Linked DNA regions of Homo sapiens: region 2 is linked to region 1. The links are chromatin loops, found by intact Hi-C in ENCODE. Cell type or tissue: GM12878. All regions are shown on one strand. Region 1 overlaps SUZ12 (SUZ12 polycomb repressive complex 2 subunit). Region 2 overlaps SUZ12 (SUZ12 polycomb repressive complex 2 subunit).

Evidence for each region. A loop is a pair of places that touch in the nucleus more often than their neighbours do. Peaks named below come from ENCODE experiments on the same cell type or tissue, not always from the same donor. Only the 100,000 strongest peaks of a DNase experiment are listed, where the experiment ranks them.
Region 2: it touches region 1 in a loop (3-fold over the local background); 11 of 110 quality-filtered maps call a loop at or near these places.

Annotation. Positions count from the first base shown.
Region 1 is chr17:31,990,620-31,998,619 of GRCh38, reverse strand. It overlaps SUZ12 (SUZ12 polycomb repressive complex 2 subunit), which reads right to left. Exons shown (of 16, transcript NM_015355.4): 11 at 5,287-5,378; 12 at 4,612-4,755; 13 at 3,899-4,056; 14 at 2,858-3,056; 15 at 1,743-1,822. Among named protein-coding and RNA genes, the nearest start is that of LRRC37B, 13 kb to the left of the region's middle. In GM12878, no CTCF peak of the experiment used is centred here; no DNase peak of the experiment used is centred here.
Region 2 is chr17:31,945,576-31,953,575 of GRCh38, reverse strand. It overlaps SUZ12 (SUZ12 polycomb repressive complex 2 subunit), which reads right to left. Exons shown (of 16, transcript NM_015355.4): 4 at 5,891-5,959. Among named protein-coding and RNA genes, the nearest start is that of SUZ12, 13 kb to the right of the region's middle. In GM12878, no CTCF peak of the experiment used is centred here; a DNase peak (open chromatin) is centred at 3,875.

The sequences.
Region 1 (8,000 bases):
CATTTTTGTCAAATGCAACAGTGATAACCATTATAATAAGACTATATCCAATTCCAGTAAAATAAAAGATGATTAAAGAAGCAGTAAAACTATAGAGAAACTGAAATTCAATCATCTGAATGAGCTTACCATTTTAAAAATTTCAAGAGATTTAATCTAACTTAAGCTTAAACAGGTACCATTAGAACAGCAGATATAATTTCTGTTCTTCAATTACATAAGCAGTCTTAAAAGCATAAAATATTTGGGCCAGGTAATTACGCCTGTAATTCTAGCACTTTGGGAGGCCGAGGTGGGTGGATCGCAAGATCAGGAGATCAAGACCATCCTGGCTAACACTGTGAAACCCCGTCTCTACTAAAAATGCAAAAAATCAGCTGGGTGTGGTGGCGGGTGCCTGTGGTCCCAGCGGCTCCGGAGGCTGAGGCAGGAGAATGGTGTGAACCTGGGAGGTGGAGCTTGCAGTGAGTCGAGATCACACCACTGCACTCCAGCCTGGACGAGAGAGAGAGACTCCGTCTCAAAAAAAAAAAAAAAAAAATTTAGTAGAGACAAGGTTTCACTGTGTTGCCCAGGTTGGTCTTGAATTCCTCAACTCAAGTGATCCTCCTGCCTTGGCATCCTAAAGTGCCAGCATTGTAAGTGTGAGCCACCACACCAAGCCGGGAACATACTTTTAGCCACAAAGGAATAAGAAACAAAAATTGTTCTCCTTTCACCTCTATGAAATGGTAAACAAATCCAAAAAGCCACGTTTTATTCTGAAAAATTAACCAATGGTTAAAAATTGTGGTAATAACTGTGGTAATTTTCAGGATTTCCAGACATGAAACACGTGGCACTAAAAGGCATGAAAATTGGGTCATTAAATGAACCTACAGCTCTGTCTTGCCTTCTGCTGCTCCCTGGTCGTGGGTCCCACCAAGGTGGCCTTTTTTTTTTTTTTTTTTTTTGGAGATAGGGTCTCACTCTGTTGCCCAGGCTGGAGTGCAGTGGTGCAATCTTGGCTCACTGCAATTTCCATTTCCCGGGTTCTTCAAGTGATTATAGTGCCTCAGCCTCCCGAGTAACTGGGATTACAGGTGTGTGACACTGCACCCGGCTAAGTTTTGTACGTTTAGTGGAGACAGGGTTTCACCATGTTGGCCAGGCTGCTCTCTAACTTCTGACCTCAAGTGATCCACCCACCTTGGCCTCCCAAAGTACTGGGATTACAGGCATGAGCCACTGTACCCAGCTCTATAAAATGTTTTGAGTGTGAACGAGTCAACCCTGATAGAGTTTGCAAGCATGGGAGAAACACTACTACGAGAGTTAGGATGGGCACCAGTGATTTCTGAGGAGGTTCTATGATGATGACACCCTTTCCTACGGACACCAGGGTTGCAGCAGCCTGTTTCCTCTTGAAAGCTGACAGAATCAACAACCCTGATAAATAATGCTGCGATGACTCACATCTGTGCAACAAGTTCTAAAGGCAAGGCCCGGTTTTTGCCTTGATTTTATTAATACTAATGAATATAATATTAATTCATTGTTATAAATAATACCAAAAGGAACGTCTTTGTACCTAAAAAAAACCTGCCAAACCAAAAAACATTGGAATAGAATAAAATTTGGGACAAATATACATTAATGGAATTTTAAATAAGATTCTAACACACGTAAGATTTCTAGAATGTGAAACAGCAAAAGACCATAAAGAATAATAAAATATTTAAATTAATTTAGAAATACCCTACCCATGCTTCATGACATGGAGATTCCAGAGTTTCATCACTTCTTTCTCTCCTTCATTAACATCAGAAAACTCTTCAATTTGCTGGGAAAAAGAAAGAAAAACACCTATTAAACACATATTTTAAGAAAAACTTGTGAGAATGTCAAAAACAGAATGTTTTGGAACTAAAAATACAACATATTTATACAGCAAAGTGGCAACATTTCTTAAAATTAACTTCTATTTAAGTAGTCATTTAATTTAATTTATTTATTTAGTTAGAGACAGAGTCTTGCTCTATCGCCCAGGCTGAAGTACAGTGGCACGATCTCAGTTCACTGAAACCTTGACCTCCCGGGTTCAAGCAATTCTCCTGTCTCAGCCTCCCGAGTAGCTGGGATCACAAGCACGCTCTACCATGCCCAGCTAACTCTTGTATTTTCTTTTAGTAGAGATGGGGTTTTGCCATGTTGGCCAGGCTGGTCTCAAACTCCTGACCTCAGGTGATCAGCCCAACTCGCCCTACCAAAGTGTTGGGATTACAGGTGTGAGCCAGCACACCTGCCGTCATTTAAAAAGGGAAAGCCTAAATTACGATTACCTATAAATATAGAAATGAAAACACACAATACAAATTTACTTGAAGAAAATCCATATTCCCTTTAACTTGGTAACTTTTTTGTTTGTTTTGATACAGGGTCTCCCTCTGTCACCCAGGCTGGAGTGCAGTGGTGCAATCTTGGCTCACTGCAACCTCCATCTCCTGGGGTTAAGCGACTCTCCTGCCTCAGCCAACTGAATAGCTGGGACTACAAGTGCATGCCACCATGCCTGGCTAATTTTTTGTATTTTTAGTAGAGACCGGGTTTCACCATGCTGTCCAGACTGGTCTTGAACTCCTGAACTCAGGCAATGCGCCTGCCTCGCAAAGTGCTAGGATTACAGGTGTGAGCGACCGCCACCAGCCTAACTTGGTTAACTTTTAAAGTGACATAATTTTAAAACCTGTACATTTCCGGATTCCTTTTTTTTTTTTTAAAAAAAGTTCCTTTACAATAAAAGTCTAGTTCATAGTAAGCAATTTTCAAAACAAAATAATATTCCAAGATAATTGCCAATAAAGATAATAATAATTACTGTAATGGTTTTTTCTCTTAGCCATTCAGGATCCTTTTCATCTTCACTATCTACTTCCATTTCTTGTGGACGGAGAGGTAAGCAGGTATCACTATGGAAATACAGACGATTGTGGCCACTACTATATGTTCTTTGCTGTTCTACTTCCCCATCTTCAGATTCAAGAAATTCAGACATGCTTGCTTTTGTTCGTTTTGGCCTAATGAAAAGAAATAAATGTTGATTTATGGCCTCTACATGTATACCATCTAACCTCACGACTAGGAGTTGAGATCTGTGATAATCTGCAACATCACCCTTTTATAAAACTAACCATAAAACAATAGTATTAGAGGCACACCCCCACTAGTTATTTTCTTTTGGTACATAATGTAAATCAAACCTATTACATATTAATTCAAACACAAACTGTCTTTCTGGGTGTGAAAAGTTACAGTTAAAAAGGAGGAAAAAGAAATGAAGTGCTAGTTAGGGCACATTCAGATAGGAATATGCATATAAAATCCTACATGTCAAAACTGTGTATTCTAACTCATGTATATTCACAAAGCAGAAAAGCCGTTAACACTGGTTACATATGCATACACCTGCCTTAAAAATTTTTTCAGTTTTACTAAGATTAAAAATTCCCTCTTTGTAATTTTTTTATTACTATTATTATTATTTGAGACGAAGTTTTGCTCTTGTTGCCCAGGCCGGAGTGCAATGGCACAACCTCGGCTCACTGCAACCTCGACCTCCCAGGTTCAACCAATTATCCAGAAACTTCTGACAGAATTCTTTAATCCCAAACCACTGCAGCAGTAGTGACATTAACATCATTAAAACTTAAGTATAAAGTTCAAAGGAAAAGTGAGAAAACTTCTCTGTAGAAATAGGAGCTATCAAGTGTTATAAAGTAGTTAACAACCCCATAGACACCTAATACTGAAAAATAATAATTTCCACCTAACGAACTAGTAGCTTCATCTGGCTCCTTTGTTCCTCCAACATCAGTAAAAATCAGAGCTTAAACTTTTCTTATATGCCCTTTTTACCTACCTGCACACAAGAATATGTGTGATAGGTGTTCTCTTAACTGGTCCGTTGCGACTAAAAGCAAATCCAGGTTGGCGATGAATATCCTGAGGATTTCCTGCATAGGAGCCATCATAACACTCATTGATAGAAACATCTATCCTAGCACCTTTTGGATGATACTGCAACAAAAATGTAAAAAAAAAAATATATTAAGTATCCTATCCTAAATATCCCTCCAATTTAATTAAAGAATTTGTGGGCTCTTAATATTTAGAAAACTAAAATAGGCCAGGCACACCAGCATGGTAAACAGGCAGTCAGAAGACCTGGGGTCAACAAAATGTGTTAAAATCTTAACTATGTCATTTATTGCTTGGTGACTTTGTACAAATTATTTCTTGGTTGAGCAAGAATAAGAAAATTATCATTTAATTCAAAGAGTTGGTTGAGGATTTTGTGAGTCAATTAGAGACACTACACAAACATTAATTATAATTCCAAATATATGTCAACTCTGAATCATTCACTGTAATCCATATATACGGCAATCTATCAAATACAGAAATTTGTTTTTTATACAAAGTACAATTTTTGAAAGTCATGCTATCTTGTACTTAATGCATATTTTTTCCCTTTTTTAATTTAAAAAATTTTTGTGGGTACATAGATGTATATATTTATGGGGTACAAGAGATTTCTTAACACAAATTGAGAAAATATGAAAAATTACTCACAACATAGTTGAAGATAAATCTGCTATGGCAGAGTTTAAGATGCTTGAGTAAACTATAAAGTTTGCGGCAGTTCAGAGTACACCAAGGGCAATGCAGGTCATCTCTTGCTTCAGTTTGTTGCCTTGTATTGTTGTTATAGAGAAACTAAAAACAATTAAAAAAAAAAAGCAAATCTCCAATTTACGCATAACAAGATATTTTGTTTAAATATCACTTCTAAAAATAGTTTAAAAAATTTAAGCGGAAAATCAAATTAGAGATATTCTCTTTAATTAAATATGCCCAGTGACGCGAGGTCACTCACGCCTGTTAATCCCAGCATTTTGGGAGGCCAAGGCAGACACTGTCAAATGTATCGCTTGGAGCTCAAGACAAGCCTGGGCAACATGGTAAAACCTCGTCTCCACAAAAACTACAAAAATTAGCCAGGAGTGGTGGCATGTGCTTGTAATTAGTTACTCGTGAGGCTGAGGCGTGAGAATCAGGTTGAACCCAGGAGGCAGAGGTTGCAGTGAGCCAAGACTGCACCACTGCACTCCAGCCTGGGCAAAAAAGTGAGATCCTGTCTCAAATAAATAAATAAATAAAATAAAAATGAACAAAAAATTTTCATGTTTGACATACAAAAAACAAATACATTTCATAATTACTTTAAGAAGGGTCAGCTATGTTTACCTGATAAAATATTCTTAATTTTTGTCGGTTTTCATTTGGAGTATCCTTTTCTTTTCTTGTTTGTAGATCTGTAGTCAATGATTCTTTAACAGCTGAAAACATACACTTTTATATTCAATAAAAACATTGCTTTTGAAAAGCAAAATAACATACCTCACAAAAACTATTAAATATTAAAGGTTTCACAGAATTCTACTTGTGGTATTTAAATATATTTCTGTTATCTCCCTCAACTGATGATCGCAGGAAAAATACCCATAATTCAGCATCCCTAATCTGATGTTAAGGTCTATTGGCAGGACTTATTTTTTTCCTTAAAAAGCACCTCTGGCCGGGCGCGGTGGCTCACGCCTGTAATCCCAGCACATTGGGAGGCCAAGGCAGGAGGATTACGATGTCAGGAGTTAGAGACCAGCCTGCCCAACGTGGCAAAACCCCATCTCTAATTAAAAATATAAAAAATTAGCAGGGCGTGGTGGCGGGCACCTGCAATCCCAGCTACTCAGGAGGCGGAAGCAGAATTGCTTGAACCCGGGAGGCGGAGGTTGCAGTGAGCCAAGACCACACCACTGCACTTCCGCCTGGATGACAAGAGCAAAACTCCGTCTCAAAAAACAAAAACAGGGCCGGGCGCGGTGGCTCACACCTGTAATCCCAGTGCTTTGGGAGGCCGAGGCGGGTGGATCACGAGGTCAGGAGATCAAGACCATCCTGGCTAACACAGTGAAACCCCATCTCTACTAAAAATACAAAAAAATTAGCTGGGCATGGTGGTGGGCACCTGTAGTCCCAGCTACTCGGGAGGCTGAGGCAGGAGAATGGCGTGAATCTGGGAGGCAGAGCTTGCAGTGAGCTGAGATCGCACCACTACACTCCAGCCTGGGCGACTGAGGAAGACTCTGTCAAAAAAAGGAAAACAGAAACAAAAACAAAAAACCACCTCCTATGTCCTAAACAATTATAAAAGTAACTCCAAGTAATTATATGTCATTACCATGCTGTTTTAAGCACTCTGAGGTCAGAATGTGTTTTTTTGTTGTTGTTGAGACAGATTCACTTTGGTGACTAGGCTGGCGTGCAGTGGCACAATCTCAGCTCACTGCAACCTCCACCTCCTGGGTTCAAGCAATTCTCGTGCCTCAGCCTCCTGAGTAGCTGGGATTACAGGCGCCCGCCACCACACCCGGCTGATTTTTTGTATTTTAGTAGAGACAGGGTTTCACCATATTGCCCAGGCTGGTCTTGAACTCCTGAGTTCAGGCAATCTGCTCATCTCGGCCTCCAAAATTGCTAGGATTACAGATATGAGTCACCGTGCCCAGCCCAGAGTGTGGTTTTAATTGGTGTTTGTATTCTCAGATCCCAGGTGTGAGCAGGCACTAAGTGTTGGTTTATCAGAAAGTAAGTTATACTTATTATATTAAAATTATTTCAGGCTGGGCACGGTGGCTCATGTCTGTAATCCCAGCACTTTGGGAGGCCGAGGTGGGCAGACTGCCTGAGGTCAGAAGTTTGAGACCAGCCTGCCTAACATGGTGAAACCCCATCTCTATGAAAAAAAACTAGCCAGGCATGGTGGCACACACCTGTAGTCCCAGCTACTTGGGAAGCTGAGGCAGGAGAATTGCTTGAACCCGGGAGGCAGAGGGTGCAGTGAGCTGAGGTTTCGCCACTGCACTCCAGCCTGGGTGACGGAGCAAGACTCCGTCTCCAAAAAAAATAATTATTTCAAATCTAAAAAGATAGTGACAAATGATTCTGGTATATTTCCTTTCAGATATAAGAAAAAAAGGTATTTATATTTCCTTACATAATTAACAATTAGGTATAATTTGTATAGAACTTTTTCTTAGTTTTGATGCAACCTTTTACCTATTTCACTGGTTTCTGAGTATTCTGAGAAGTGCCCATACTACAGTTTACTTGCAAAACCTTTCCCCTGACACAAGCCATTTCTTATTTTATTTATATTTTTTATTTTTTATAAGCGACAGGGTGTCACTATGTTGCCCAGGCTGGTCTTGAACTCCTGGGCTTCAAGCAATCCACCCACCCTGGTCTCCCAAAGTGCTGGAATTACAGATGTCAGCCACTGCGCCCGGCCCCATTTCTTATATCTCTTTAATCTGACCATTACTGTCACCTGCACACAATGAGTGTACATGAGTGGTCAAGGAGGACAACTTACGCCTTCTGCCTTCTTTAAACAGGCAGATAAAGACACATGAGTGCTCTCTCAGGTCAAGGACAATGTACCTACTGGACAGACACAAAAATGACAGAACTTGGCCAGGCGCAATGGCTCAAGCCTGTAGTCCCAGTACTTTGGGATGCTAAGGTAGGTAGATTGCTTGAGCTCAGGAGTTTGAGACCAGCATGGGTGATGGCAAAATCCCATCTCTACCGAAAAATACAAAAATTAACAGGGCGTGGTGGCACGAGCCTGTAGTCCCATCTATATGGAGGGCTAAGGTGGGAGGATCGCTTGAGCCTGGGAGGCGGTGGTTTCAGTGAGCTGAGATGGCACCACTGCACTCCAGCCAGGGTGAGAGAGAGAAACCCTGTCTCAAAAAAAAAAGTAAAATAAAAATGATAGAACACTGCAACTTGGGCCTTAAACTCAGCAGAAAGTTAACTCTATTTGTAAATGTTTTTTCCTCTTAAAAACTGGCTGGGCGCGATGGCTCATGCCTGTAATCCCAGTACTTTGGGAG
Region 2 (8,000 bases), 45 kb after region 1:
ATTAGTGAGGTGTGACAGTACATGCCTGTAGTCCCAGCTACTCAGGAGGCTGAGGCAGGAGGATCCCTTTAGTCCACAAGTTCAATCCATCAGTGACCTATCATTGTGCCACTACACTCCAGCCTCGGTGACAAAGCGAGACCTTGTCTCAAAAAATAAAAATAAAGCCAGGCATGGTGGCTCACACCTGTAATCCCAGCAATTTGGGAGGTCGAGGCGGATGGACCACCTGAGGTCAGGAGTTTGAGACCAGCCTGGCCAATAGGTGAAACCCTGTCTCTACTGGAAAACAAAAAACAAAAATTAGCCAGGTGTGGTGGCAGATGCCTGTAATCTCAGCTACTGGGGAAGCTGAGGCTCGAGAATTGCTTGAACCTGGGAGGCGGAGGTTGCAGTGAGCCAAGATCATGCCACTATATTCCTGCCTGGGTGACAGAGCAAGACTTTGTCTCAAAAAATAAAAATATATGCTTGAAAATAACCCTAATAAAAGTTCTAATTCAGGTATCCTTTGAGGGGATTTTTCTCCAGCTACTAACAGAAGACCAGGAATAGAAGAGGAATAAGGGCAAGAGAGAAGTGACATTTTGCTTCGTTTGGCCCTGGTAAACACTTGGAAGCAACTCAGATTTAAAAATCTTTTCATGATGCATTTTAGTCCATGGAGATGCACTCAGCACTCAAGAGTTGTTACCAGAGAATTCCAACATTGGGGACAGGCACGGTGCCACACGCCTGTAATCCCAGCACTTTGGAAGGCCACGGAAGGCGGATCACTTGAGGTCAGGAGTTCAAGACCAGCCTGACCAACATGGTAAAACCCTGTCTCTACTAAAAATGCAAAAAGTAGCTGGGCGTGGTGGCAGATGCCTGTAATCCCAGCTACTCAGGAGGCTGAGGCATGAGAACTGCCTGAACCCAGGAAGAGGAGGTTGCAGTAAGCCGAGATCGCGCTACTGCACTCCAGCCTGAGCGACAAAGCCACATTCCATCTCAAAAAAACAGCAACAAAAAAAAGATAATTCCAAAATTGGTAGGACAGCATAAGAATCCCTAGAATCCTGCTAGCATATACCACTACACAAAGGCAAGAGATTTATTCTAATCAGCCATAGTGCCTGGTCAAAATCCATGAAAAATTCAAAACTGGAGTACCAGAAACAAGAGCTGGAAAGGATGTAAGGCATTATATCAGACCTTCTGTAAAGAAAATAAAGGCCAGGCGTGGTGGCTCACACCTGTAATCCCGGAACTTTGGGAAGCCAATCTGAAAGGATCACTTGAGGCCAGGAGTTTGAGACCAGCCTGGGCAACATAGCAAGATCCTGCCTCTACAAAAATTTAAAAATTAGCCAGGCATGGTGGCATGCACCTGTAGTCCTAGCTATTCAGGAGGCTAAGATGGGAGGATGGTTTGAGGCCAGGAGTTAGAGGCTGCAGTGAGCAGCCACTTGTGCTCCAGCCTGGGCAACAGAGCAAGACCCTGTCTCTTAGAAAAAGAAGGCTGGGCGCAGTGGCTCAGCCTGTAATTGCAACACTTTGAGAGGCCAAGGTGGAAGGATCACTTGAGGTCAGGAGTTTGACACCAGCCTGGCCAACATGGTGAAACCCTGTCTCTACTAAAAATACAAAAATTAGTTGGACGTGGTAGGGCATGCATATAATCCCAGCTACTAGGGAGGCTGCGGCAGGAGAATCTCTTGAACCTGGGGGACAGAGGTTGCAGTGAGCCAAGATCGCACCACTACACTCCAGCCTGGGCGACAATGTGAGACTCTGTCTCAAAAAAAAAAAAAAAAAGGCTGGGCGCGGTGGCTCACACCTGTAATCCCAGCACTTTGGGAGGCCAAGGCGGGTGGATCACGAGGTCAGGAGATCGAGACCATCCTGGCTAACATGGTGAAACCCCGTCTCTACTAAAAATACAAAAAATTAGCCAGGCGTGGTGGCACGCACCTGACCCAGCTACTCAGAAGGCTGAGGCAGAATGGCGTGAACCCGGGAGGCGGAACTTGCAGTGAGCTGAGATGGCGCCACTGCACTCCAGCCTGGGTGACAGAGCGAGACTCCGTCTCAAAAAAAAAAAAAAAAAAGAACTAACCACCATTTAATAGCTCATGTTTTTCTATCACCTCCTTCCACCAACAAGTTTCTGCAAGTGACTTAAGACAACTGTAGGTCTAAAATATAAAAGACCGTGAAACACCAACTTCTTTTGAACAGATAATGCTCATATCTTGGTTTAGTTTATAAATTACTACAAATGTCATAATAAACTCAGGCATTTATTTGACTGAACTAACTTTTGGGCTATACTACTATGGTATTTTTATCTTGATACCCCTTGAACTTTGAGGAATGAAATATATTGGGCTCAGGAGCAGACATACTATAACTTTGGCAGTGCTAAAGGAATATGAATTCTAGTGGAAGACTCCCAGACTAGACCTGTACAGATCTGGGACCCAGTCAAACTGAAATAGTACAAAGAATATATGCCGGGCGCGGTGGCTCACGCCTGTAATCCCAGCACTTTGGGAGGCTGAGATGGGCGGATCACGAGGTCAGGAGATCGAGACCATCCTGGCTAACACGGTGAAACCCCGTCTCTACTAAAAATACAAAAAATTAGCTGGGCAAGGTGGCGGGCGCCTGTAGTCCCAGCTACTCGGGAGGCTGAGGCAGGAGAATGGCGTGAACCCCGGCGGGCAGAGCCTGCAGTGAGCTGAGATCGCGTCACTGCACTCCAGCCTCGGTGACAGAGCGAGACTCCGTCTCAAAAAAAAAAAAGAACATAAATGGAGGAGAGATACTTTTGTGTACGATTTAAGATATTAACTTCTACTAACTAATGTTATGGAACAACAAAGATTTATCATCTTTTTTCTTTTTTTGAGACAGAGTCACACTCTTGCCCAGGCTGGAGTGCAGTAGCACAATCTTAGTTCACTGCAACCTCTGCCTCCCGGGTTCAAGGGATTCTCCTGCCTCAGTCACCCAAGTAGCTGGAATTACAGGTGTACACCACCTCGCCTGGCTGATTTTTGTGTTTTTTGTAGAGAAAGGGTTTTCCCCTGTTGGCCAGGGCAGTCTCAAATTCCTAGCCTCAAGTGATCCACCCACCTCAGCCACCAAAATGCTGGGATTATAGGTGTGAGCCACTATGCCCGGCCTGTGTTATCTTTTAAGAATTTGACAATAGATTTTAGAAGCAAATATTTATATTGCTGGCATCATATACTGGTGTTTAGGGTCCTTCCTACAACCCTGTGTGATAGGTTTAGGAGAAAAATAAGATTACCTTAATTTGAAATAAGAAATAGATTAAAGGAGGCTGGGCGCAGTGGCTCATGCCTATAATTCCAGCACTTTGGGAGGGCTGAGGTGGGCAGATCACCTGAGGTCAGGAGTTCAAGAAAAAATTAGTTCGGTGTGATGCCGGGCACCTGTAATCCCTGCTACTTGGGAGGCTGAGGCAGGAGAACACGGGAGGCAGAGGTTGCAGTGAGCGGAGATCACGCCATTGCATTCCAGCCTGCACAACAAGAGCAAACCTCCGTTTCAAAATAAATAAATAAATAAACACAAAAATTGGCCAGGCTTGGTGGCTCCCACCTGTAATCCCAGCACTTCAGGAGGCCAAGGCAGGCAGATCACTTGAGCTCAGGAGTTCAAGACCAGCCTGGCCAACATGGTGAAACTCTGTTTCTACTAAAAATACAAAATCAGCTGGGTGTGGTGGTGCACGTCTGTATTCCCAGCTATTCAGGAGGCTGAGACAGGTGAATTGCTTGAGCCCGGGAGGTGGAGGCTGTAGAGCCAAGATCGCGCCACTGCACTCCAGCCTCAGCAAGAGGGAGACTTGGTCTCAAAAAAAAAAAAAAAAAAAAAAAAAAAAAGGGGGGGGGGGGGGGGCTGGGTGTGGTGGCAGGTGCCTGTAATCCTAGATAATTGGGAGGCTGAGGCAGGATAATTGCTTGAATCCAGGAGGTGGCAGTTGCAGTGAGCTGAGATAGCACCACTGCATGACTCCATCTCAAAAAAAAAGAAATAGATTAAAGAAAGTTAATAATGTAGGGTCTTAGCAGTAAATTTAAAATGACACACTTTCTTAATTCATCTTAGTGCCTCTGGGAGCAATACTGAGACATTCATAAGAATCTTGAGAGGCTTAAATGGCCAACTCACTGGTCCTAGCTAGACCCTAAAGACTCAAAAAATTCTCTTCCAAAACTACCAGCAGGAATTTATGTAACCCTCTGATTTTAATGTTTGAGTTGCTATTGAACCCACCAGGTCAAAAGGAACAAAATTACTGGGGAAACAATTGTTCAGAGAGAATTGAACAGTATGTATCTCCCACACACTCTTACTTAGGGAAGCTCTGTAATTTCAAACCCAATGTCACAATGAGATAGTAATAGGGTTTAGTAGTGAAGGTAAACCTTGATGAGGAAGATGAAGAGAAGGGTCCAGTGTTCCTGTTGTTGGTTCATGCTTCCTTCTCACTTGAACCCTGAAATGACTATAGGGCAAACTTTTAATGTGGTCAGGAGAAAAGAAGCAGGGAGGTCAGACCAGGATCTTACTACAGTCTGTATTTTAAGTAAAAAAGGCCCTGAGGATCCCAAGAGCTCTGTCTAGGGTGGGTGACCAGACAAGAATCTGGAATATAAATTCTAGTAAAGAAAAATGTGCGTGCACTGCGAATATTCTCAGTTCTATCTTATAGGGTCTCCCTGGGCATTAACAGATATAACAGGTAACAATTCAGGATCTCAGCTTCTAGAATGGACTATCACAGTTTATTTACAAGTCAGGATTGCCTAGACATGGAAATATAAATTATACTTCAACCCCACAAGATTGCAGGATATAAAATAAAAAATATCATTTTATAATCCAAGTAAAAAAATCACTTAATTCCAAAGCCAAACTTAAAATAGAAGGAAGCCAAACTGAAAAAAAGGAAGTCTTTTACCAGTCAACAGAACAATGGGAAAACAATGAGATGCATAAATGATGCATCATTAAGTGTATATCCTATCTAAATTCGTAAGCTGTGATTTAAAACTAGGAGGAAAAGAAAAATGCATTGTGACAAATTTTCCAACTCTATTTTTTCAAGAATCTAATATTTTTAGTTCTGCACTCTCTAAAGGAGTTAATGAATGAACAAACACCACCCAAGCTGCTGTTTCTCCTTAGAATATTCAATTTTCTATCAAAAATATCAAAAAATAAAGTTTACGTGTCAAAAAATAAATAGAAGCATACTATCTAGAGTAGACAGATATCAGACTAGTCAGAACATTTAGGGATTCGTTCTAGGTATATATTTGATAATGTACAACAAGTAGATTCTGTCCAAATGTTCAAGTTTCTGAAACTATGTGAGAAACATATTTCAAATATGAAATAAAAGTTATGAATATGTTGCCTGATAGATTTAAATGAGAAGAAAAAGATGGAAAAAAAAGAGAACCCCTCTCATATTTGAGAATAACTTACAAGATACGTGATATTGTGAAGTCCCTGCCACAGTACCTAGCACATATACTATAAATGTGAGTATCCCTCTTTAAATGAGGTGGTAGAGTTAAGACCAACGGCAGAAGTCAGAGGTTTCACTCAAAATGGAAGAAACTGGTAATAAAGATAAACAATAATAAATACAACTACACTGGAGGTATTCAAGCCACAGCTTAAGTATTCTCTGCCAGGAATGCTACAGAAATTAATTTCTGACTTGTGTGTGAGTTTGGACCAAACTGACCTCTAAGATTCCTTCTAACTCCTTATATCAAGGTGATCACTAGGAAAATGATCACTGTAATTTTTCCTCTTTCCTAAAGTATATCACTTAATGTAAACTGATAGATTATCTTACCTATGAGATTCTTGCTCTCCTTTCATTTTCTCTACTTTTGATAACATATCATCAACTTTAAATGTTTTCCTGGAAGAAACAGATAAACAAAATAATCACTTCTCAACTGGGAAAAAGAAACAAATTATACTTTATTGTCACTCTAATAGGCAAGATGGAAACCAGATTTTGATTATTTTTAGTAAGATAAATTATGGATGATTAGCCATAACAATGAATACTATGGAGACGGTGTATAATACAGCACACGAGCCTTCAAGCCCCATCTAAAACGCTAACTTGTTTTCATTAAACCTTTTACCCAATTATTCCCAAACCAGTGATTTCTCCTTACCCATGGTACTTGGTTTATATTTATTTTGACACTTACTTTTCATTCAGTTTCCTACACGTAAAACTCATGTAAATATTTTATTTCTCCTACTAGATTATATATTCCTGAAGGGCAGTAATTGCTCTTCTTCAAGGAAAGCTATGCAGTGCTGGCATAGTGCCTTATACTTGGTAGGTATTCAAGTATCTGTTGAATTAAGCCAAACAAATATAAATTATGTGTATTCTGAAACACTTAACACGTCTACTAAGCAACACAACAAATATGTACTAGCACCATCACATAAAAAAAGAAATATTCTATAAAATATATTTGAAGTTCACAAGGTATCCTCAAAGATTATCAGCAAAGCCTAAAGCTCAATGATATGTCATATTAAAGAGACAGTTGTTGACATCATGAAAAAATTTTGAAGTTAGGGAATGATCCATCAAATCGTAATAAAACTACTACCTTTTAACTTGACAAGTTTAAGAGAAAAAAGCTATTTCCCAAAAAATAGAAACTTAAGTATAACTTCTCAAAGCAATTAAAGAATGAATGGATTGTAAAAACAAGCCTCATCTTAGTTCTTAAGGTGGTCTATGACATGTTCTAGAGATAAGAGTCTAAAAATCTATACCCATATATAATTTAATTAGAAAAAATGTTTCTCTTTATACTCATATAGTCCCTTCCTCTTTAGGACTTGAAAAGCCAAATGTACTCCACATCAATTTATTACTTTATAATGCTTGAATGCAGACACCAAAAATTACGAATAATCTCATTCCTCAAAGAGAGTTTTGTGTTTGTTTGTTTTTGTTTGTTTTGTTTTTGAGATGGGAGTGTCACTCTTGTTGCCCAGGCTGGAGTACAATGACGTGATCTCGGCTCACTGCAACCTCCACCTCCCGGGTTCAGGCAATTCTCCTGCCTCAGCCTCCCGAGTAGCTGGGACTACAGGTGTGCACCACCACGCCTGGCTAATTTTTGCATTTTGTAGAGACAGGGTTTCACCATGTTGGTCAGGCTGGTCTTGAACTCCTCACCTCAGGTGATCTATCCACCCCTGTCTCCCAAAGTGCTAGGATTAAAGGTGTGAGCCACCATGCCTGGCCAAAAAAGAGCTATTTATTGTATTCAACTACTGTAAAAATTATCAGTAGAGAAATGTTAATGTAAATATAGTAAACTACTGATATTAGAGCAGAATTGATACAATCTATATTTCAAGTGAATGAGAAGAGCCTCCATAGTAAAGATCTTAAGGGAAAAAAAGCTTCTCTCTTTACCTTTAGAGTTACTGAAAACTTCAATATTAAAGTTTCATCCAATAGAGTATAGTAAGAAGCGCTTTCTGAAGGATGGCAATATATTTTCAATCTCCACAGATAAGAGAGAAAAAAGAACAAAAATAAAGGACTCTTTTAGGCTAGTTGCAAAGAGCTATTCAGTATAAATACTGAAAGTTACTATTGAGGAGGGCCATGAAACTACTGAAAACTTTTCCGAATAATGTTTATGTAATGATTAAGAAATTCTGTCTGCAGAAAAAGACTGTACGTTCTAAGGTTCATCTCTTCTACCTTTATGAAGCTGTATACAGGAGAAGTGAATAGAATTGATTAACCATTTGAAATAGATAAGATCACAAAAGCAACCCAGCCTTCCTTAGGAAAAAAACAAAACCAACCTCATAAGCAACTATATAAAAGCTGCTCCTCCCCCAACACCAAGGATTTCTGTTCTTTAGAAAGGTAATGTTACTGTAGGTCAGATTTAAAGAAGGAAATA